2 separate regions of the Homo sapiens genome follow, and region 1 is linked to region 2. A link is an interaction called in ENCODE POLR2A ChIA-PET data of the cell type or tissue named here. Cell type or tissue: GM12878. All regions are shown on one strand. Links, peaks and the distances in the headings refer to the core of each region. The heading gives the core; the rest is flanking DNA. Region 1 overlaps IKZF3 (IKAROS family zinc finger 3). Region 2 overlaps IKZF3 (IKAROS family zinc finger 3).

The links. ChIA-PET counts read pairs that join two places held together with the same protein. Peaks named below come from ENCODE experiments on the same cell type or tissue, not always from the same donor. Only the 100,000 strongest peaks of a DNase experiment are listed, where the experiment ranks them.
Region 1: POLR2A ChIA-PET joins it to region 2 with 14 read pairs; 6 of 35 experiments call an interaction of 5 or more read pairs at or near these places.

What each region holds. Positions count from the first base shown.
Region 1 is chr17:39,785,408-39,798,126 of GRCh38, reverse strand. It overlaps IKZF3 (IKAROS family zinc finger 3), which reads left to right. Exons shown (of 8, transcript NM_012481.5): 4 at 5,194-5,454; 5 at 6,544-6,711; 6 at 9,753-9,869. Among named protein-coding and RNA genes, the nearest start is that of GRB7, 54 kb to the right of the region's middle. RefSeq lists enhancers at 5,147-5,276, 6,374-6,483. In GM12878, for the core only: no CTCF peak of the experiment used is centred there; DNase peaks (open chromatin) are centred at 3,546 and 5,116; H3K4me3 peaks cover 3,074 bases; H3K27ac peaks cover 4,292 bases.
Region 2 is chr17:39,842,397-39,855,115 of GRCh38, reverse strand. The region is part of intron 1 of IKZF3 (IKAROS family zinc finger 3); the gene reads left to right. Among named protein-coding and RNA genes, the nearest start is that of IKZF3, 16 kb to the left of the region's middle. In GM12878, for the core only: no CTCF peak of the experiment used is centred there; no DNase peak of the experiment used is centred there; H3K4me3 peaks cover 1,470 bases; H3K27ac peaks cover 2,369 bases.

The DNA.
Region 1 (12,719 bases), core at 3,003-11,002, 58 kb after region 2:
ATGGGCATGCAAAATACAGGAGTGGAGAAACAGATTAGAGATTGGATACACAGATAGAACCACTGAATGATTGAATGTGGGGCCCAATCAGGAGAAAGGAAAGATGACTCTAAGGATTCTAGCCTGAGTAACTGGGAAGATACCTAGGAAGCCTTCAGAAATAGAGGACTAAAGAAAGGGAGAGAGGTTACACCTGGAGTTATATATATGGAAATTAATCATATAAGATGTTAGTCGAAGCCTTAAGAATGAATGAAATTGCCATACAAGAGGGGTGTAGAGGGAAGAAAAAAGAAGGTTAAGGACAGTATTTAGGATGCAGAGGGAAGAAAAGGGGCAAGAAGGAAGCAATCAGAAAGGCAAGGAAAGAAGGTACATTTTCATTGAAGAAATAGGAGTGCAGGGGCCGGGCACGGTGGCTCATGCCTGTAATCCCAACACTTTGGGAGGCCAAGACAGGTGGATCACCTGAAGTCAGGAGTTCGAGACCAGCCTGGCCAACATGGTAAAACCCTGTCTCTACTAAAAATACAGAAATTAGCCAGGTGTGGTGGCACGTGCCTATAGTCCCAGCTACTCGGGAGGCTGAGGCAGGAGAATCGCTTGGACCTGGGAAGCAGAGGTTGCAGTGAGCCGAGATCGCACCACTGTACTCTAGCCTGGGCAACAGAGTGAGACTCTGTCTCAAAAAAAAAAAAAAAGAAAGAAAGAAAAGACATAGGAGTGCAGAAGAACAAGGAATGGTGAGTGGTCAGTAGTGTTGAGGATTACAAAGAAGTTGGAGAGAGTGGCATACAAAAAGGCTCTGAATCTAGGAATCAGGAGATTATGGTTGGTGATATTCAAGGGAGCAGATTAAGTGAATTGTGGAGGCGGAAGCCATATTACAGAGAATTCTGAGTCCTTTTTGAGGCTGTAGAGGCAGTAAGCATAGCTTACCTATGTCTTTTTTTTTTTTTCTTGAGACGGAGTCTCACTTTGTCACCCAAGCTGGAGTGCAGTGGTGGGATCTCAGCTCACTGCAACCTCCACTTCCCAGGTTCAAGCGATTCTCCTGCCTCAGCCTCTTGAGTAGCTGGGACTATAGGCGCACACCACCACGCCTGGCTAATTTTTTTGTATTTTTAGTAGAGATGGGGTTTCACCATGTTAGTCAGGATGGTCTCGATCTCCTGACCTCATGATCCACCCGCCTCGGCCTCCCAAAGTGCTGGAATTACAGGTGTGAGCCACCGCTCCTGGACCACCTGTGTCTTAAATCTGTCTAGAAAGGAATGTTGAGGCCGAGCGCAGTGGCTCACTCCTGTAATCCCAGCAGTTTGGGAGGCCGAGGTGGGTGGATCACGAGGTCAGGAGTTCAAGACCAGCCTGGCCAAGATGGTGAAACCCCGTCTCTACTAAAAAAAAAAAATTAAAAAAATAGCCAGGTGTGGTGGTGGGCACCTGTAATCCCAGCTACTCAGGAGGCTGAGGCAGGAGAATCGCTTGAACCAGGGAGGCAGAGGTTGCAGTGAGCCGAGATCACACCACTGCTCTCCAGCCTGGGCAACAGAGTGAGACTCTGACTCAAAAAAAAAAAAAAAAGAAAGGAATGTTGAGAGAGGATGAATTTAGGTATGATGTGATGAAAGGTGAAACCAAATTGCAAAAGGAAAGGAAAAGAGGAGTTGGCACCTAGAGAGCCTGAAGACATAGAGTTGATAGATCTTGGAGACTGACTTGATGTAGAAATTGAAAGAGAAAAGGTTCCACAGTTTGATGGCTTGGAGACTGGAAGAAGGGTGATGCCATTTGTCAACATAAATAAGTCATAAATTAGAAGCAAGTTTGGGTTCAAAGATGACAAGTTTGATTTTAGACATGTTCATTAGTATTTTCTAATAGAATTTTTCTAAGTAGAACACCCCTTTTCTCTGCTTCAATAAGTCTTCCAGGGAATGGGATGAATCTCTTCATTAGAGCAGGCTAATGCCTTTCCTGGTTTTGGTGGACTGTGTTTGGAGGCTGAGTACTAAGCCTAATATCTCTCAGGAATCTCATTCATACCTTAAATTCTAATTTATTTTATTTTATTTTATCTTTTTTGAGATGGCGTCTCGCTCTGTCGCCCAGGCTGGAGTGCAGTGGTACGATCTCGGGTCACTGCAACCTCCACCTCCCAGGTTGAAGCGATTATCCTGCCTCAGCCTCCCCAGTAGCTGGGAGCCACCATGCCCAGCTAATTTTCTATATTTTTAGTGGAGACGGGGTTTTGCTATGTTGACCAGGCTGGTCTCAAACTCCTGACCTCAAGTGATCCACCTGCCTTGGCCTCCCAAAGTGCTGAGATTACAGGCATGAGCCACTATGCCCAGCCAGCAATTTATTATGGCTTACCTTGAGAAGGTAACAGAGTTGAATATTAGAATAAATTAGAATCTGGTTGGACACGGTGGCTCAGGCCTGTAATCCCAGCACTTTGGGAGGCCAAGGAGGGTGGATCACTTGAGGTCAGGAGTTCGAGACCAGCCTGGCCAACATGGCGAAACCCCGTCTTTACTAAAAACACAAAAATCAGCCAGGCATTGTGGTGCATGCCTGTAATCCCAGCTACTCGGGAGGCTGAGGCAGGAGAATCACTTGAACCTGGGAAGCAGAGGTGGCAGTGAGCTGATCGTGCCACTACACTCCAGGCTGGGCAACAGAGCAAGACTATGTCTCAAAAAATAAAATAGAATAAAATAAAAATAAGTTGCTAATCCCCAGTAACCATGCAGAGAGGTCATCCAGGTCATTCATCTAAAACTGGTAAGACTCCAAAGGCAAACCAGCAACTATGTAAGCCCAAAGGACTTCTCTAATGCCCTGTCCCTGTGTCCTTATGTCCCTGGGTCTCAAATACTGTCTTCCTTGCTCTATAGCTGACTCCTAAAGGACTAAAGCTAAGATCTGCTCTTGAGCCAGGATGGTGTCGTATTGAATTCCAGGTCAGGCCAACTAAAGCCAAAATCCTGAGGGAAAGGAGCAGCTCTCTTATGTCCTCTGTTTTCAGAAAGACTCAACACATTGATCTTACTACATTTTAAAGTTCAGTGACCATGGAGTGGCCTGAGTCTGGTCATGTTCACATTTTCTAACCAAAATGGAAAGGATCCTTTTCTGCTGGCCTTTTCTATCTGCTGTTTTTGGTTTTAAGTAGCTGAAATTTTCCGTTGAGGTTCTTTTAAACGCCTACATGCAAACTGAAGAGCACTCAAGCTTTGGTGGGATATTACCCACAGCTGGAGTGATGGAGGAAGGGAGGCAAGTACAAGCCTCAGGTGCATCCTTCTCTTAAAAAAATAAAAAATAAACACTTAAGCAAACAAATTCCACTTGAAAGCAGGGAAGACCTATCCAGAGAAAGAAGTAAACCTCTTTCCAAGTAGGAAACAGATATCATTTCTTATATAATCCAGATCCATAGGGTGGGCAAATTTGAAACATGTTGGACTTATCCTACAGCCCTACATCTTTGCTAGTCAAAGAGTGAAAAGTTGTGAACCATGAACTGTGGTAGGAAGCAGTGGAACTGTGTGGCAGCCCTGGCTCCTCTGATGGTGGTTAGGCCCTGTCTTGCTCTATTAAGCAAACACAGTTAATATAGATGAAAGGTAACCTTGATAGAAGTGAAAATTGAAACTTGGGTTGAAGGTAGCAAGCCAGGCACAGCTGCAGTTGTACTTCCTCCTATGCAGCAAGAGGAGCAACACTTACTGATGTTTTTTGGAAGGGATGTAGTTTTTTAAAATATCTTTTTTCAGACTGTTTTGGGTTTTAACATTTACACCATTGATGGGAGGGTGTGTAATACAGTTGGTAAGAACCCACTTAGGCCTTATATGTCTAGTGCATGAGGTCAAATCCAAGTAATTGATAGTTCAAGCTTAAGTTTTGCATTCTAATCACACCTCTGCCAGTAACTGGATGTGTAACCTTCGACAAATGACCAAAAACATCTCTGCTCCCAGATTTCCTCATCTGAGAAACAAGAGGGTTGGATTAGATGACCTTTAAATTCCCTTCCAGCCCTACACTCCATTGATTTGTGATTCCTCATGGGGAGGTACAACTTTTGATTTCTAAGGACCAATGGTTGAAAAAGTAAGCATTTATATAGCATATTTTATATATGCAAAATCCCTTACAAATGTTTATTATTCTTACATCAGGCAAATTTTTAGGTTTTACTAGTGTCAGTGCAAGTACATAAATTTGCCTTCTTTGTTTCTTATGTTCTTCATATTTTTCCCACGTTCTTCATATGTTCTTATGCTCTTCATGAAGAGTATTACAGCTCTTCTTTTAAATTTCATTCATTTACATTGCAGTTCTTAAGATAGTACTTGGTCAGCCAACTCACTTGAGCCAGTCCCTCCTCTCCTATCCAGTCCTATTACACAATCCTTGAGTCCTTGAGTTTAGTTCTCCCTAACTTGGGACCTAATGGTCCTTCCCCTTATTTAGATTGAGCCCCACTTACCTGTGTCGATGAAAGTGACTCCTTAGGTTATATGAAAGAATTACTTTTCCTTTTGTCTTTCTCAACACTTTTTCATTAGTACTGACAACTTCCTCTACAGTCAATGTTGTGCCTTTATCAGCTCCAAGAGAGACAGAGATAAGATGTGTTTTAGCAATTCATATACGTGGAAGGGGAAGAGGCAATGCATGGCTTAAAATTAGAAAAACTATGTTAACTAGTCAACTCTTAATCTTAATGGCTTACACTGGATGCATCTGAAGGATTCAAACAATATTTTCTCCTTGAAACCTAAGAGTACATCACCTTGCCTTTTTAACTGCAGCCACCAAAAACAGTACTAGATCTGAGAACCCTTCCTCTCCCCTAGTACTGGAGAAGAGTTGCTCAATGTTTGTTTCATGGCCACTTTGAGCAAACTTAGCTAAAATCTATTATCTGTAATTTTCTGGATAGCCTAAAACACTATCGTCTATTTTTATGTGTGTAAGTATGTGTGTTTTCCTCTGACTGTGGTTCTGAATTTAAATAACGTGCGGTCACGCTAATGGTGCTTTCTTGTTTTGTAGATGTACAGTGTTTTGTTAGCTTCGATTGGTATTTAATTGTCAGTTGTGGGTCTCTGCTGTTTGAGCTGCTTTGATAGCTTCAAGTATAGTCGTTGTTCATTTCTTGCATTTTCTTCCCTGCAGATGATTCAATGAAAGTGAAAGATGAATACAGTGAAAGAGATGAGAATGTTTTAAAGTCAGAACCCATGGGAAATGCAGAAGAGCCTGAAATCCCTTACAGCTATTCAAGAGAATATAATGAATATGAAAACATTAAGTTGGAGAGACATGTTGTCTCATTCGATAGTAGCAGGCCAACCAGTGGAAAGATGAACTGCGATGTGTGTGGATTATCCTGCATCAGCTTCAATGTCTTAATGGTTCATAAGCGAAGCCATACTGGTAAATAGTCTGCTTTTTTCATTCTTCTGAAAACTCTCCTAATGCAGCCACGTGAGAAATGAAGTGGTGGAATTTGGAACTTTTGGTTACTTTCATTGATTTTTGCTATAATGCTGATGTATCTCTCTCTCTGCATTGCTGTTCACTCAGTGCTTTTTATTCCTGCCTCACCATGCATTTGGCAAACATATTGCAAATGCTATGAATAAAAAAAGACTGTAGAGAGCACAGTGTTCTAGGTCAGCCAAATACTTTTTCTTCAGTTTCTAAGTAGGAGTTGAATTGTGTGATTTGCTTCTTAGCCATCTTTTGTATATTTTTGCATAACATTTTTAATAAGAGCAGATCTTCTTATTGTATTGGGTTCAAATTTGGTAAATGAAAGGACATAGTTTTTATTTCCAGCTTAAAATAATGTATCTTCAGACAATAAACAGGTAGTCTATAGAAATGCATACAAACACAACCATCGCACTTGAGCCAGTCGATTCCATCCCATATCTCATATGAAGACTTTAAAAAGGAGAATTTCTAGCCCTCAACACCTTGTAAGGACTTTAGTTTCTGGCTCTTTTTTCAAAGGAGATTATATTCAAAAGGAATACTAAAAAATTAGCCAGGCATAATGGCAAACACTGGTAGTCCCAGCTATTCTGAAGGCTGAGGTGACAGGCTCACTTGAACCCAGGAGGTCAAGGTTTCAGTGAGCCATGATGGGACCATTGCACTCCAGCCTGAGCAACAGAGCAAGAAGACCCTGTCTAAAAAAAAAAAAAAAAAAAAAAGGGAGTACCAAGTAATATAGTAATATAAAAACTTAGATCTAGAAAGCACTTCTAGAGCTGCTCTTGTTTCTTTGCTCTGATTCAATATGATACCTAAAATAGCCTTGCTAGTGGGTGCTTTTTCTCTTCTACAGAGGAGATTTCATAAGTAAGTCTTAGGCTTGCCTTGAAATGCAGCTCCCAACTGATCCCAATGTGAACAGTAATTGTCTAAAAGATGAGCTTTTCCCCTAGGCATCTAATCTGTGCATATGTTTCTCCACTTGCCTGTGACCAGAAATCTCCTTTTTTGTCCTTTTTAAAGGTGAACGCCCATTCCAGTGTAATCAGTGTGGGGCATCTTTTACTCAGAAAGGTAACCTCCTCCGCCACATTAAACTGCACACAGGGGAAAAACCTTTTAAGTGTCACCTCTGCAACTATGCATGCCAAAGAAGAGATGCGCTCACGGGGCATCTTAGGACACATTCTGGTAAGTGAGAGAAATGAGCATTCCTTGTCTAGGAAGTGCATTCCTCAGAGCCCAGTGTGGAAACTAGAAAGAGTTAAGTAGGAAGGTTTCAATCTGTCATTCTTGTTCTGAAGGGTTACAACAGCAGAGACCTCTAGGGCTAATTACACGACCATTAAGGCACTAATTGCTCTCCGTCTGCCTCAGTGGAGATGATCATCTCCTCACCATCCTTGCACCCATGGAGAACAACACAGTCAGATAGGAAGAGCCCACCCTATAAAAAATGTCCTTTTAATTTTTGTGAGAAAATTATAGCCATCAGTATTTTCTTCTGGTAAACTTTATTAGAAGATTATTTTCCCAACACACACACTCTTTCCATTCAAAAGACGAGACAAGCAAATGATGTACAGTTTGTAAATTATGAAAAACTGTGATCTGGATATAAATCATTGTTTGGGGGCTACTTTTTGGCCATTTGGGATAAATTTATTAAATCCAACTTTCCTCTTGATTGGCCCACTTTTTTTTTTTTTTTTAAATAAACATGAGGTCTCACTATGTTGCTCAGGCTGGTCTCAAACTTCTGAGCTCAGGCATTCCTCCCACTTTGACCTCCCAAAGTGCTGGGATTACAGGCAGGAGCCACCATGCCCAGCCAGCCTACTTATTTTAAATCTCTAAAAGATTGAACAACGGTAAAGATTTGTAAAAGTTATGTGCTGTCGTGATGTTTTTACTCCTTATTTTGACCAAGATAATACTTTTTTTTCAAGATTTAGAATTTCCGTCCTAGAAAAATAAGACTGAGTTTATTTTCAAATTTGGGACCTCATGTTCTTGATGTTATCTGGCAAAATTTTAATTGGAAAAAAAGGCTTGTTTTTATGTCAGTTCACATCTACTGCTTTGATTAAAACCTAGCCCCAAACTCAAAACTTGTTATAATTCAGCCACTAGGATTAAACAAGTCAGCCCCAACAAAACCCACCATGAGAGATCATAATTGGCAATTGAAGGGTTTCTCTCTTTTACAGCTCATTTTTCAAAGTAGTGAATTAAGGATGAGTTTGGTTCGAAAAAAATTAGAATAGTTCTCTACTGTTGCCTTTTTCAAGTAAGAAACAATAGTAGGCTTTTTAAAGACAGATTCCAGAGAACCCAATTTATGCAGAAACGTAACATTTTTAGCCCTAGCAAACCTGCATTTGTTTTAATTTAGGATTCCATAAGGATCTTTTAGTGCTTTAAATCCCAAAGCCTCTGTTTTAAACAGAGCAAGAGTTAGAAAATAAAAATTTTAGCCCCTAAAACTGACAAATTCATTGAGTATATTCTATCAACAATCAGAAAGACCAGCCTTGCACAGATAGTTGAAGTTATTACTTACATATTTCAAGCAATAAAGCATTTGGGGAGTTGGCAGAATAAAGTTTGCATGAATTGTATGGGTGAAACCTTTCCTTCATCTTAGACATTTAGACGAAGTCATTTTTACAATTCATTTTTATTTCTCTCTTTTTTTTTTTTTTTTTGAGACGGAGTCTTGCTCTGTTGCCTAGGCTGTTGCAGTGGCGTGATCTTGGCTCACTGCAACCTCCGCCTCCCAGGTTCAAGCGATTCTCCTGCCTCAGCCTCCCTAGTAGCTGGGATTATAGATGCCTACCACAACGCCCAGCTAATTTTGTTTGTTTGTTTGTTTGTTTGAGATGGTGTCTCACTCTGTCACCCAGGCTGGAGTACAGCGGCGCCATCTCAGCTCACTGCAACCTCTACCTCCCAGGTTCAAGCGATTCTCCTGCCTCAGCCTCCCTAGTAGCTGGGATTATAGATGCCTACCACGACGCCCGGCTAATTTTGTTTGTTTGTTTGAGATGGAGTCTCACTCTGCCGCCCAGGCTGGGATGCAGTGGTGCAATCTCAGCCCACTGCAACCTCCACCTCCCAGGTTCAAGCGATTCTTCTGCCTCAGCCTCCTGAGTAGCTGGGACTAAAGGGTCACGCCATCACGCCTGGCTAATTTTTGTATTTTTAGTAGAGATGGGGTTTCACCACATTGGCCAGGCTGGTCTCGAACTCCTCACCTCGTGATCCGCCTGCCTCGGCCTCCGAAAGTGCTGAGATTACAGGCGTGAGCCACTGTGCCTGGCTAATTTTTGTATTTTTAGTAGAGATGGGGTTTTGCCATGTTAGGCAGGCTGGTCTCGAACTCCTGACCTCAGGTGATCCTCCCACTTCGGCCTCCCAAAGTGCTGGGATTACAGGTGTCAGCCACTGCGCCCGGCCTATTTTTATTTCTATTATTCAAAAATATCCTGGCCGGGTGCAATGGCTCACACCTGTAAGCCTCTCACTTTGGGAGGCCAAGGTGGCCTTTGGGAGGCCCAGACTTCACCTGAGCCTATGAAATTGGGGCTGTAGCGAGCTGTGATTTCACCACTGCACCCAAGCCTGGGTGATAGAGTGAGACCCTGTCTCAAAAACAAAAAAACAAAAAAATCCGTAGTTAATTAGCTCAGTTTTTATTGTTTTAGCCTAGACTTTGCTATAGCCACGTGGCAAGGATGAGCTAAATTTACCCAAATATGTCAATGTTCTGAAAAGGCCATCAGTTTCTAGCCGAATGGCTAACTCCCACAAACTACAGCAATCTTTACTTACAGCCAGATGGATGTCCAAAATAAAGAATCCTTTCCTATTTCATTGCTTATACCACATTAACCTCCTTGAAGAATAAAAGGGCCCTATTTTCTTTTTCCCAAAGAAAACAAAATTTGACCTGGAGCCAAAACAGTATGCGAAATGGTAATCACTAAATCCAAATTCTTCCATTTGTGATAGGAGGCGATCCTTTTGAAGAATACTCTGACGTAATAATTAATCATAGACCATAACCTTATTTAAGCTTACCAAATTTAAAATATAGATTCAAAAGTATCCAAATACTCTGGCTTCACTCAGCAGTCTCATTTCTAGTGAACAGTTGTCACAGAGCCCCAATACCTGACCTGTGTGGAACCCCTGAGGGTCACTGAGTGCCCCTTATGTTCTCCTTCTAGTGGAGAAACCCTACAAATGTGAGTTTTGTGGAAGGAGTTACAAGCAGAGAAGTTCCCTTGAGGAGCACAAGGAGCGCTGCCGTACATTTCTTCAGAGCACTGACCCAGGGGACACTGGTGAGTTCACGCAACACACGTTTAGTGAGCATCTGCTGTCCTAGGTGGTGAGATACAATAGTAAGTAAAAAGACTCGTGGAGTTTATATTTTACTGGGGGCAGACAGATTATAAAGAAAGTAAATGAGCAAACTGTAAGTTGGAAGGTTAGCGGGTGGTAAGTGCTATTGAGAAAAATGAAGCAGTTGCTGAGGAGTGAGGGTGAGAATCAGGGAAGGCTTCAACGAGGTAACATTTTAACAGACTTCTTAACAGGGTGAGTAAGCCCTGCAGATAACTAGGGAACAGCAAGAGCAAAGGCCCTGGGGCACAAATTTGAAGAAGTGTACGTAGTTCTGTGTGTCTGGAACACAGTGAGTAATGGGACCTGAAGCCAGAGAGGAAATGGGAAACCAGATCTTCTCAGGCCTTGCAGGCCATTGTAAAGGCTTTGGCTTTTACTCTGAGTGAAATTAAAAATCTTTAGAGGGTTTTGTACAAAGAGGTGACATCATTGGTCTTCTCATTTGAAAGAATCACTCTACTTGCTTTTGAGAAGAGATTGTATTTGGGGCAAGGTTGGAAATTGGGGGTCCAGTTAGGAGGCCATTGCAATAATTCAAGCAAGAGAAAATTATGTCTTGTTAGTGGTAGAGGTGGTGAGAAGTATTCTAATTCTCTGTATATTTAAAGGTAGAGTCAACAAGATTTCCTAACAGATTGATGAAGAGTGGAGTTGTCGTTTACAAAAAATGGCAAAAATTGAGGGTAGAGGAGGTTGGGGAGTGGCTAGGGAAGAGGCAATTAAAACTACAAGGATTTTCTTTGCACAGGGCCCAATTTATATCCTTGTCTACTCATATGATTTATTGTGATGCTTCTATTTGGCTTTGGGGATTCCTTGTTTTATTCAGTGATTTGAATTAGATGCCTACTGGCAATTGGTTGAAACACTAGATGTTCTTCTATATCTCAATTGTGGTTTTATTTCCTTTTAATTCTTTGTTGGAACAGCCTGAAACTTTTTTGTGTCACATCTCTTCAGCTGTCCTTTGTCCCATTGAGTTGGCTGTCAGCCTGGTTCTGCAGCTTGGGTTGTCTGACATTTTTATTTGGTAACTTGAACCAATTGCTTATTTAGAATAGGTACAAACCCTCATGGGATTTAGTGTTTGACAGCAATTGTTGCAGTTGAGTAGTTTGAATAGGCTAAAACAGAAAAGTTACAAAAAGATGACAGAAATAATGTGAAACTCAGGAAAAATGGAGTAGAAATGACTACCTAAACTGCCCTCATTTTGAGTGAGAGGAAACTTTTATTTTAGATAAAACCTATTGCATGATGTTAGGAGCTGGCCAACTGAATTCTGATGGCTTGCAGTGCTTCTGCTTTTTATCCTAATGGCATCTTTGGTTTTATCAAGGAGTTGGATTTCTAATTTGATAAAGGAAATCCAACTTATTTGGATAAAGCTTATCCAAATAAAAAGAAATGTTTACCCCCTTATAAAAAACAAACAGGTCATACACAGTGGTACACACCTGTAGTCCTAGCTGCTGAGGAGGCTGAGGCAAGAGGATTGCTTGAGCCCAGGAGCTCAAGCCCAACCTGGGCAACAAAGCAAGACACCATCTCTAAAACAATAATAATAAAATAAAAAGAAAAACCTAATATTTGGGTTTTGACATCTTCTCTTTGTTTTGCTTTTATCTGAGTCTGCTTGCTAGGAAAGATTTTGACATCTTAAGTGGCATGCTTCATGGCAGTCAGGCAGTACTCGCTCAAGGACGGAATGTAGGCATCTCTACTTGCAGTTCTGTATTTCAGACAATAGGCAAAGCTCTCACTGTAAGAGATTCCCAAGCTATGAAATCTATCATATTCCAAGTAGAATCACTAATATTTAAAGCTAGAATGAAAGAGAGCATCTGACCCTACTTCTTCATTTTAGAGGTGACAAGACTGAGACTCGCCCAAAATTCAGTGACCTACTTAAAATTCACCAGAACTTTAGTTGTTTTTGTGATTAGTCATATTTTTTAATTTTCAAAAACTTGAGATATAACTCACATGCTATAAAATTTACCTTTTTAAAGTGCACATTTCAATAATTTTAGTATATTCACAAAGTTGTACAACCATCACCACTATCTTATTTCAGAACATTATCACCATCCGCAAAAGCAGTGCTGTGCTCATTAGCAGTCACTCCCTATTCCCCCTTCCTCTAGCTCCTGGCAGCCACCAATCTACTTTCTGTCTCTATGGATTTGCCTGTTCTGGACATTTCACATAAATGGAATCATACAATATGTGGCCTTTTGTGTCGGCTCCTTTTACTTAGCATAATGTTTCTGAGGCATTTATGTATGCTGAAGCATTTATCAGGACTTCATTCCTTTTTGTGGCTGAATAATATTCCATTGTTTGGATATGGCACTTTCCATTTATCCATTCATCAGCTAATGGACATTTGAGTCTTTTACACCTTTTCCACTTTTTGGCTTGATTAGCTATATTTCTTAAAGGTTATATATTATCTGGTTTGCAAAAGAAATATAGTAACACACATACTAATAGACACACATGTATATACATATATGTGTGTCCTGATTCTCCTGGAAGGAGGGGGAAAAATCAGAAAACTACACTCTATAAACAGTAAGTTCAAAATTATTGATTTTGAAGTAAGGTCACCACCTTACTTCCCATTCTCACAACCTTTTTTAGGAATTTCAAATAAGGAAAAGTATCAAAAGTAATATTTTAGCTATTCTCAGTGATATTAGGTGATTCAGGAAATGCTGAAATACAGAGGTTGAGTTAATTTGCATTTCATAGGGTGGTTTGGTGGATGCGTGCACCATACT
Region 2 (12,719 bases), core at 2,152-10,151:
AGCCCTGTGGCAGCCCTCTGCAACCCTGGATTCCATAAAACACATTTTGAAAATGACTGATTTAGACCGTTACATGTTTTTCCTACTAGTAACCCTGTATCTAGACTTGCCTCTTTTAATCTGTTTTGAGGATTGCTGCCAGAATGATCTTCCTAAAACATAAAGTTATTCTCCTACTCAGACACCATTTTAAATATTTTTTGGTTGGACATTTAAGATACTCCACAACACAGCTTCAGTACCTTTCCAGTGGTATCTTCTGTCCTGTAATGTGACTCTGGACTGCTGCTTAGTGTTCCCTGTTCAGGCATTGCTTTCCCTCACTCCCCATTTTTCTAATGCTGTTCTTCCAACTCAACAAGTCCAAAAATGAACTAATTTTCTCTCCAATCCAAACCAACTTCTCCTGACTTCCCAACACTGTTAATAGCACCACAATCATGCCAACTGAAATCCTCACTCATCCATTATGGTCTATCCTAAATGCCATCTCCTTTAGGAAGCCATCCCTCATTCTAAGAGGAATACCTTCCTTTTCTGAAACGTAGTGACATTTTTTGCTGTCTAATGACTTCTAGACTGTAACTCCATTTTATGTTCAAACATGAAGCATTTTTGCATGGTTTTAGTACACTCAAATTTATCTAGGATTGGAATTACCACCTACATTGAGAGAGGATGATTTTTTTTGTTTAGTTTAGAGCTTAGCCACTTTTACCATTATTATTACTGTTTTTCATTTGATCCATGGCTTTATTTCCTTGTTTTTTAAATTTTATTTCCTTGCTTGTTTTTTTTTTTAAATTGATGCAGCATGCATCCTTCTGCATTTAGCTGTTGCATTCATGGTGATTCTACAAATACGTCTATCTACCTTATTCTGTCTTCTGGAATAATTGTGCTGGTGCATTTACATTTTGAAATATAGAATATTATTTACTGTCATTTATTTCACCTTTATATTACAATTGGGACTTTGTTTTTTTGTTTGAGACGGAGTCTTGCTCTGTCACCCAGGCCGGAATGCAGTGGCGTGATCTCGGCTCACTGCAACCTCCGCCTCCCAGGTTCAAGTGATTCTCCTGCCTCAGCCTCCTGAGTAGCTGGGATTACAGGCATGTGCCACCACGCCCAGCTAATTTTGTATTTTTAGTAGAGACAGGTTTCACCATATTGGTCAGGCTGGTCTCCAACTCCAGACCTCGTGATCCACCTTCCTCGGCCTCCCAAAGTGCTGGGATTACAGGCGTGAGCCACCGTGTTCTTCCTTTTTTTTTTTTTTAGACGGAGTTTCGCTCTTGTTGCCAGGCTGGAGTGGAATGGTGCGATCTTGGCTCACTACAACCTTCACCTCTCAGGTCCAAGCGATTCTCCTACCTCAGCCTCCCGAGTAGCTGGGGTTACAGGCATGTGCCACCACGCCTGGCTAATTTTGTATTTTTAGTAGAGACAGAGTTTCTCCATGATGGTCAGGCTAGTCTTGAACTCCTGACCTCAGGTGATCCACCTGCCTTGGCCTCCCAAAGTGCTGGAATTACAGGTGTGAACCACCGCTCCTGGCCTGTTATTTTTTTAAAATAAAAAAAATTTTGACAAGCATTGCCTACAGTTTAAACAGTATCAGCAAAACCTATCATCACTCTGATAGCATACATTGCATCAGTGGTGGGTCATCTTCACATATGTACTTAACGTATGTTTTTTATTGTTTAAAAGATTTTAAAAGATAGTTGAAGAACGACAGTTTTATAAAGTTTAATTTTGATGAATCTTGTAATACATTTATTATACAATATAATTCAAAAGTCAGAAATCTTCATTCTTCGTTCTAAAACTATTTATTGAATACCTTTTTTGTGTCACATATGCAAAATACTGGCAATACAGTGGTAAAAAAGGCAGACAAAGCTTTGGCCCTTATGGAATTTGGTAAGGTAAGGAAGACAGACCAAAGAACAAGTAATAACAATTGAAATAATTAAATTTATGCTAAGTGCTATGAAGGAAATAAAAAGAATGCTAATTTGGAGAGTAATGGAAGGAGGCAGGGTCAGGGACCTCTCCTCTAAAGAAGAGGTCTGGCTAGTGATAGGAATGTGGCTTTGGCTGTTTTCTTCAGCACATGGATGATATTTTGTTTTTTTTGAGATGTAGTCTCACTCTGTCACCCAGGCTGGAGTGCAGTGGTGTGATCTTGGCTCACTGCAACCTCTGCCTCTGGGGTTCAAGCGATTCTCCTCCCTCAGCCTCCTGAGTAGCTGAGATTATAGGCACGCACCACCATGCCTGGCTAGTTTTTGTATTTTTCGTAGAGAACAGGGTTTCACCTTGTTGGTCAGGCTGGTCTCGAACTCCTGACCTCTTGATCTGTCCGCCCCGGCCTCCCAAAGTGCTGGAGACTATGGGTGTGAGCCACTGCGCCCAGCCAGTGATATTTAAAGCCAAGGGAATGAATGGGATCACCTAAACAGAGAATATATTGAGAGAAGGGCTCTCAGGATAGTGCCTGGAGACATACCTCATTTGGTCAGGTAGAGGAGAAGCCAGCAAAAGAGAAAGAGCAGTCAGTGAGACAGGAAGAAAACCAGCAGAGTGTGGTGTAACGGAATTCAAGAAAGGGGAGTATTTCATGAAGGAGTGGGTGGTCAGCTATGTTGAATGTGGCTGAGAAATCAAGCAAGATAAGGACAAAGAGTGTGGTTGGTTTTGGCAACATAACACTTGCTAGTGACCTTGACAAAAGTGGTTTCTGTGGAGTGGTGGGGATGGAAACCAAATCGAAGTGGGTAGAGTGGGAATGGGAGTAGAAGAAGTAGAAACGTTGATTACAGACCAGTTTTTCCAGAAGTTTAGCTATGAGGGTGAAGAAGAGAAATCAGTGGGATGTTGCTGGAGGGAAATGTGGATTAAGAGAGGTTTTGTGTTTGTTTTGTTTTTCAAAGATGAGTGACATTTACACTATCTGTAGTGTAAGTTTATTGAGAGAAAAATGCCAATATTGAAACATTTTGAAATCCCAATTTGCAGGGAAGTTTGGGAAATTAGTGATCACTGAAAATATCTTCATATTTAGTTTATGCATGACATGTAAATAAATTTCTGTACCACGTGAGTTTTAAGCTATATATGGAGCCCATTCAGTGAGTGGTTGGTGTAGATGCAACTTATAAAAATTCTGTAGCAAAATCATGAGAAACTCTTGAGATTCAAAGTTTTTTTCAAAAGCAAGAAGATACTGTTATAATTGCATTTCTTAGGTTTAGGATTTAGATATTTGGAGATGTGTGAGTATTCAATGGATTTTCTTTAAATTAAGGAATAACATATAATTAAAGTGCACATATCTTTTGTATATAGCTTGATTATTTTTCACCTTTATACAACCTTCCAGATCAATATATGGAACACTTGCATCACCTTAGAAGGTTTCCTTCTGTCCATTTATTGTTAATTTCCCCCTTTGCCCCAAATTAATCACTATTCAGACTTGTATCCTCATAGATAGTTTCCCTGTTGTTGAATTTCATATAAATTAATTTTACAATATATGCTTTTCTGGGGTCTAGCTTCTTTTCCTCAATAGATTTTTGAGATCCATCCAAGTTGTTATATTTATTAGTAGTTCACTCTGTTTTATGATCGAATAGTATGGATATACCACAATTTATACCTTCTGATGTTGATGGACAATTGATTGTTTCCAGTGTTTGGCTGTATTACAGACATTCTTTTGCATGTCTTTTGGTGGGCCTATATGTATTCATGTCTCTTGAATATATACCTAGGTGGCCAGGCACGCTGGCTCACGCCTGTAATTCCAGCACTTTGGGAGACCGAGGCGGGCAGATCACTTGAGCCCAGGAGTTCAAGACCACCCTGAGCAACATGGTGAAACCCCATCTCTACAAGAAAAAGTACAAAAATCAGCCAGGCCTAGTCATGTGCTCCTGTAGTCCCAATACTGGGAGGTCAAGTCTGCAATGAGCCATGATCACACTACTGCACTCCAGCCTGAGTTGCAGAGCAAGACCCTCCCTCTCTCTCTATATATATATATACACATAGTATATATAATATATACGTGTATATAACATACGTGTATATAATATATACATGTATATAATATACACATATATAATATATACACGTATATAATATACGTGTATATAATATATACACGTATATATAATATATGTATATATAATATACGTATATAATATATACTATAGAGTATATTATATATGTATATATACTATAGAGCATATTATATATTATATATACTATATAGCATATTATATATGTATATATACTATATAGCATATTAGATATGTATATATACTATATATTATATATAATATATAGTATATATACTATATAGCCTATTATATATGTATATATATAATGTATTATATATAATGTATATATAATATGTGTATATATACATATACATATATAGTATATATACTATATGTTATTTATGCTATATATTATATATACATATATAATAGGCTATATATTATATGTACATGTATAATATGCTATATACTATATGTACATGTATAATATGCTATAATATGTACATGTATAATATGTATAATATGCTATATATTATATGTACATGTATAATATGCTATATATTATATGTACATGTATAATATGCTATATATTTATACTATATATTATATATACATACAATATGCTATATATTATATATACATACAATATGCTATATATTATATATACATATATAATATGCTATATATTATATGTACATGTATAATATGCTATATATTATATGTACATGTATAATATGCTATATATTGTATATACTATATATTATATATACATACATAATATGCTATATATTGTATATACTATATATTATATATACATACATAATATGTTATATAGTATATATACATACATAATATGCTATATAGTATATATACATATAGTATATATACATATATAATATGCTATATAGTATATATACATATAGTATATATACATATATAATATGCTATATAGTATATATGCATATAGTATATATACATATATAATATACTATATATTATATATATACACACACACACACACACCCCCAGGAATACCATTTCTGGGTTCTAATATAGGTGTATGTTTAGGTTTGATACATATTGCCAAAGAGTTTCCAAAGTGGTTGGATCAGTTTACCCTCCCACTAGCAATGTCTGAGAGTTATACTTGTTCCACATCTTTTTGTTAACACTTGCTATTATCAGTCTTTTTAATTTTTACCATTCTTTTGGGTGTGTAGTGAGTGGTATTTCATTGTGGTTTTAATTTAATTTGCATTTTCCTGATGAGTAATTACATTGAGTGTCTTTTCTTATGTTTATCGGCCATTTTGGATCCTCTTTCCTGAAGCGTCTAAGGTTTTCTGGTCATTCACGTTTTTTTGTTTGTTTGTTTTGTTTTTTTTCCTGAGACGGAGTCTCGCTCTGTTGCCCAGGTTGAAGTTCAGTGGTGCAATCTCGGCTTACTGCAACCTCCACCTCCCAGCGATTCTCCTGCCTCAGCCTCCTGAGTAGCTGGGATTACAGGTGACTACCGCCCCACCTGGCTAATTTTTGTGTTTTTAGTAGAGGTGGAGTTTCACCATGTTGGCCAGGCTGGTCTCAAACTCCTGACCTCAGGTGATCCGCCTGCCTTGGCCTCCCAAAGTGCTGGGATTACAGGCATGAGCCACCACGCCTGGCTGGATTTTTTTTTTTTAATTGGGTTGTCTTTTTTCATACTGATTTTGTGGGCTTTTTTTTTTTTTTTCCAGGTGCTATCACACCTGGCTAATTTTTGTATTGTTTTAGTAGAGACAGGGTTTTAGCATGTTGGCCAGGCTGGTCTCAAACTCCTGACCTCAGGTGGTTTGTCTGCCTTGGCCTCCCAAAGTGCTGGGATTACAGGCTTGAGCCACTGCACCCAGCCAGTAATGTGTACTTTGTCAGATGTGTAATACAAATACTTTATCCCAGTCTGTAACTTGTTTATTTTTCTTAATCTATTTGATGAATAGAATTCTTAATTTTAATGAAGATTAATTTATCAGCTTCTTTTTTGTGACTAAGTGCTGCTTATATCTTGCTAAAGAATTCTTTGCCAGGCACGTTGGCTCCCACCTGTAATCCTACCACTTTGGGAGGGTAAAGCGGGAGGATCATTCAAGGCCAAGAGTTTAAAACCAGCCTGGGCAACATAATGAGACCCCATCTCTCCAAACATTTTTTTAAAAATTAGCTGAGTGTAGTGATGCACACCTGTAGTCTCAGCTACTCAGGAAGCTGAGGTGGGCAGATTGCTTAAGCCCAGGAGTTCCGGGCTGCAGTGAGCTACGTCATGTCACTGCATTCCAGCCTGTGCAACAGAGTGAGACCCTGTCTCTAAGAAAAAAAGAAAAATAAATCTTTACCTACTCCAGGGTCATGAGAATATTCTGTTTTCCTCTAGAAGTTTGATTGTTTCAACTTTCATATTTAGCTCTGTTACCCACTTCAAATTAATGATTCTATTTTTGGCTCCAGCTATTTTACAGTTATAAAACTAGGCATTTTACAGTTATAAAACAAGTCTTCATTTCAATATGTTAGATTCAATCATTTTACCAGAAACATCTTTTTAAAGTAGCAATGACATGAAATGCCCATTTTTCCTTTTCTCTCTGCATGTTCATTTGGTAGCATGTGATATACAAGGTAAAATTGGAATGTATGTTTTTGTCTACAACTTAAGGGTAACTGACCTTTGAAGGAAAATAACACTAGACACTGACTTTGTTGTTTTAACAACAGTTGTCAGCAGTTCACCTGTGCCCCACGGTCTACAGTTTCCTCATTAAACACTTAATCTAGGAGAAAAAATGGAATGCTTTATTTTTTTTTAAAGGGGGAGGGTAGGAAGAACTGGAACAGTAACTTGGTTGTATTTGATCTGGTGTTTTTAAGCAAGCAGTCTTGATGTTTCTTAACATTTACCTTAGCCCAAGGAAATAGGGAAGGAAGTATTTCATGATTGGAGGGATTACTCTCACTTTAATGCATGTCTTTGTTTTTGTTATCTTCCTTTCCCCTCAATCAGCAATAATGCACAGTCAGTTAGGGTGTTTGAAATTAATTGGATCTAAAATTTCTTCTAGTTCTGGCCTTCTAAAATCTGTAATCTGTATAGGAAGGCATTTAAAACACGATTTAAATTCTCTGAAGCAACAGTAAAACTCAAGAGACAAATCCTGCTTCTCTTCTTAATGTGTCACTGACTTTGTGCCCTTGGGCGATTACTGGCCTTTATGTTTTTTGTCATTATTTGTATCTTGGATTTTGTCTGTAAAATGGGGAAAATAATAAATGCCATTGCCCCTATTTATCTTCCAGAATTGTTATGAGAAAAAAAGAAATCTCATTGCACTATTAGGCTGAGTGCTTGATGCCACGTTTTTGGAGAGCCACAGGCAAACAAAAACGGGTTCAGAAGACAGCTCTCACCATGGTCAGGAAACTGGGTGGTAACATCTGAGCTATAACTTATCCTGTATGTTCCCAGAAAGCTGAACTAGGACCTGAAATAGACATTTCAGTAAATTTGAGTTCAGCTACATTTAAGAAAGAATGCTTTTAACTACTAGAGTTTTTCTGAAATGGAAAGGAATAACTTCTGTATTATTCGAAGTGTTCAAGCAGAGGCTGTATAACCCAAGTAGGGGGATATTAGAGGACATTCAAACATCAGATGGCAGAGGAAGGAGAGGTAAGCTAGTTATGATAATAATTTCGATTCTAATATGCTAATTTCATCGGTTATAGGGATCATTTTTCATCCTACAGAACTGTTCTTGTACTGATGGAATTTGAGGAATGATTATATATGATGGTGATACGGAGAACTGGTAAAGGATTTTGCAGAAATGACAGCGAACGCTTCTCTGCCACATTTACAGTCCCAGGTGTTAATGTTGCAATTCTGAAAACATTCTTATAATCAGTGCCTCAATTTCTAAAACTTTTAATTATAAAGTAAAAGTGAACATTTTAGATAAGATAAACTTTTTCTTTTTAAAAAAGAGGTATGGGTATAAAGGACTCCATTTACTATTATAAAGAAGGAATGGAATATCAACATTCAGAGATAGCTTTCTGGCAGCTGCCAGGCACCTCTGGTGCCTGACAGCTGGCAAACTCAATACAGGATTCTTTCTGAGATTTGACATTTTGCTTTCCTTTAGTGCTTATACTTCCTACTGGGAAAACAGACCATGGAGTAGAAATATGATCTCTGAAATTAAGAGGAAAATTTTGTTAGCTAATATTCTTAATTCAATGGTAATTATTTAATAGTACAGTATTAGAAATAAAGGCAAGTTTATAACCATTAGAATTAAAAACATGATTGTACATTTTTGTTGCTAATGTAAATATTTGATTTTCTTCATAGCTAATTTATACTTGAACTAATAGGTAAAGCATTCATATGTGAACTTCCATGAAATCTCAATTAACTAGACTCCTGCCATTTCCAAGTTTAAATTTTATTTATAATCTGCCCCCTTTCGTTTTACAGCACATGAAATGTTAGAAACTCTGAAAAAAAAAAAAAAAAAAACCTTGGTATCTTAAAAAAACTAACCGGTGAGAAAATTTATATAGTGTCATCGTCAATGAAAAGAGAATCTAAAAAGCCAAAAACGAATTTGAAATTATCATCTCTTAGTAAGCATGTGATGAAGTCTTGTTTTCTATACTGGTAGAAAACAATTTGAGATTGCTAGAATGGCTATGAGTAGCTATGAATGGGAGAGTGCTGTGGAACACTGCAAAAGAAATAAGCTTTAACTTTTACAGTCTAATATATATGTCAGTATCTCAGTAGTAGACTAGTTGTGTCCTTTAGAAGATGTGTTATTTAAGAGATAAGGTGTTAATGGAAAACACTTATGTTTTAATTAAACCTTAAAACATATCAGGAGATTGGTTATTTAGTTGTGGAAAGAGCAAAAAGACAAATGAAATAGGTATTAACTAGAGTTTTCTGCTAGATTACAACTCTGGCTTTTAAATGAAATAAGAAAATGGTTTTATCTAATGATACCCAAAAATCCTGATGAAAACATGATGCTAAGTATATATTTGTATACATACATGTATGTTCATTTAAAAATATTTTATCTGGATATTTGGATATCCTGTGGTCGATATTTTTACCCTCTGAAAAGTCGCATTAATTTTTCAATCAGTGACATTTGTAAAGTGCTTTGTATGAAAGGTGCTGTCTAAATGTTTTATTTCTTTGATTACTGCGTCAGTGAAAACCGCAACTTTCTCTTGAAATTCCAATTGCAGGGTTTTGAAAGTAAACATAGAAGTATTAGTAATAGACCTAGAACAGGGCTCCATAAGCTTTTTCTGTAAAGGACCAGATAGTGAATGTTTTAGGCTTTGCAGGTCATATGGTCTCTGTCACAACTACTTAGTTGGCTGATGGAGTACAAAAGCAGCCATAGACAATATACAAATGAATGGGTTTAGCTGTGTTCCAATAAAACCTTTTTTTTTTTTTTTCTTTTTTGGAGACAGAGCCTTGGCCTGTTGCCCAGGCTGGAGTGCAACGGGGCAATCTCAGCTCATTGAAACCTCTGCCTCCCAGGTTCAAGTGATTCTCCTGCCTCCCCCTCCTGAGTAGCTGGATTATAGGCACCTGCTACCAAGCCTGGCTAATTTTTTTTTGTATTTTTTTATAAAGACGGGGTTTTGCCATGTTGACCAGGCTGGTCTCGACCTCCTGACTAAGTGATCCACCTGCCTCAGCCTTCCGAAGTGCTGGGATTACAGGCATGAGCCACCGTGCCTGGCCTCCAATAAAACTTTATTGATGAACACTGCAATTTGAATTTTGTAAAATGTTCAAGTGTATTCTTCTGATTTTTAAAAACCATTTAAAGATGTAAAAACCATTCTTAGTTCACAGGCAGTACAATAACAGGCAGTGAGCCATAGTTTGCAAAACCATCTAGTGCGTTCATAGGGATCAACAATAGAGATATAAAACTTCACTTGTTCATTCAACAAGTATTTATTCAGTGTCCATCATGAGCAGACACTAGTGTAGGGGCTGAAGATACAGCAATACAAAACAGACAACATCACTGTTCTCATGGAGCTTACATTCTTGTGGGAAAAGACAGATTTAAAAAAATGAGTGATGGTGATCTGGGAGCCTGAGGCAGGCGGATTACCTGAGGTCAGGAGTTCGAGACCAGCCTGACCAACATGGAGAAACCCCATCTCTACTAAAAATACAAAATTAGTTGAGCATGGTGTCGCATGCCTGTAATCCCAGCTACTTGGGAGGCTAAGGCAGGAGAATCGCTTGAACTGGGCAGGCGGAGGTTGCCGTGAACCGAGATCGCACCATTGCACTCCAGCCTGGGCAACAAGAGCAAAAAAATAAAAAATAAAAAAACAAGACTCTGTCCCCCCCAAAAAAATGAATGATGGTGATAATGAAAAAATTTTATAAAGAAAAATAAAGCAGGTAAGAGGAAAGAAAATGACAATGGAAGATGACATTTTATGTAGGGTAATTAGGTAAACCTTGTTTGAATAGGTGACTTTTAAGCAGATACTTGAATGAAAAGAGAAATTGAGCCAAGTGGCTTCTAAGAGGAAAGCATTATAGTCAGGGGGAAGGGTAAATGCAAAGGCCTTGAGGCAGGAGCATGCTTTCCCTGTTCAAATAACAGGAGAAATGTAGACAATTGATGAGATTTATATTTCAACAAAATTAACCCACTCCAAGATTCTTCCATCATTTGCCCCAGATATGTATAAACATCAGTACAGGAAACTATATTTCTATCAAAAGCAATATAGGGACTCTTCCTACTTAACTTTGTAGAGCATTCTTTTGGAAAATATTTCAAAGCTATGTTGACTGCCTACACATTAAAAAGACCACAGTAGACCCCATCAAATGGAAACTTTTTGTGGATTTGTTAGGGGGGACTGAAGTGTAAAGAAGTTACAAAATGATTAATTAAAAACTAAGATGTTTTTGCTGCATTTAGAAATATTTAACAAGTTTCTGGTCTTCATTTGGGAGTTCCTTCACCATCTGTCCACTCCTGTCTTTGAATGGGCTTCATGTTCTTATAAATACCTTGAAGTTTAGGGGGGAAATACACTTCAATCTATCTTGTTGTTGTGTTTTAATTTAGTAGCTAATAAGAACATTCATGTGACCTGATCACAGATGGTTTTCCTATCTCTTTTTTTTTTTTTTTTTAAAAGACGGAGTCTCACTCTGTCGCCCAGGCTGGAGTGCAGTGGTGCCATCTCGGCTCACTGTAACCTCTGCCCCCCGTGTTCAAGCGATTTTCCTGTTATGAATGCTAAGGTAGTCAGAATCTCATTTTTCTCTTCGAAACTACACTCAGTTACTTCTGGTGCTATTTACAGTACACAAAGGACACTTTAAAAATATTGAGAGCTATTTAAATGTCAGAGGGTTTAAAATATTCAGGGGACCAAGACCTTTTGCCTTTAGTTCACCAAATCAAAAGCCATCTTTCTGTGTAGTGACTAAAAGATGTTCCCACATGAAGGTTGCTCATGTGAAAGCTTTGAGCTAGTTTTCGTTCTTTCTTTTTTTTTTTCCCTCCGTTAAGAATCTTTTCAGCATGCAGTTGAAAGTTTCATAGTTAGCGTTTTTAAAAAACACTATCGAACTTACAGAAAAGTTGCAATACAGCACAAAAAAACTTTTTTTCTGCAAGTTTTTAAAGTAAGTTGCTGACACGGTGCTCTATCCCTGTCCTATGCTTTAGAGTATGTGCCCTGCCTTCACAATAAAATCATCAAAACCAGGAAATCAACATTACTACCATTCAATCCTCAGACCCCATTCAAGTTTCTCCAGTTGCTTCTGTGATGTTCTTTACCACAAGATATTTCGGTTCAGGATCACACATTGCTTTTCGTTGTCATGTCTCTTTCCTCTCCTTCAGTCTGGAACAGTTCTTCAGTCTTTCATGACCTTGAAACTTTTGAGGATTATAAGCCAGCTGCTTTGTAAACTATCCCTGCAAATTCGAGTTTGGTTGTTTCTTTATGGTTTGATTTGTGTTTTGCATATTTGGCAGGAATATCACAGAAGTGATGCTGTGTTCTACTCACTATCAGAAGGCACATAATTTTTGTTTGTCCCATTACTGATGATGACCACATGTAACTTTGCTCAGTTACAGTGATATCGAACAGGCTTTTCCATTATATAGGTGCTCTTTTCTTTCAACCTTGTAATTAATAAGTATTTTTGGAGAGAAGCACTTTGAAACTATATAAATATCCCATCTGTCACCACACTTTTAATTTATTCATTTATTAACATCAGAATGTTAATAATATACTCATGAATTTGTACATGAATAATGTACTCATGAATAATGTACTCAGAATGTACTCATGAATTTCTGTTTTTTTCCCAATGAGTTATAGTCTAATACTATTATTATTTTATGCTCCCTTGTCCCAGATTTGGCCAATGGAAACCCCTTCAGGATGACTGCTCTATACTTTTAAGATATCCACTTCATTCTGTGAGCACTTCCTTGCTTTCTGGCACAGCAAAATGTTCCCGACTTATACTTTCAATTCTCATGCCTTAGCCACCCCAGTAGCTAGTACTACAGGCATGCG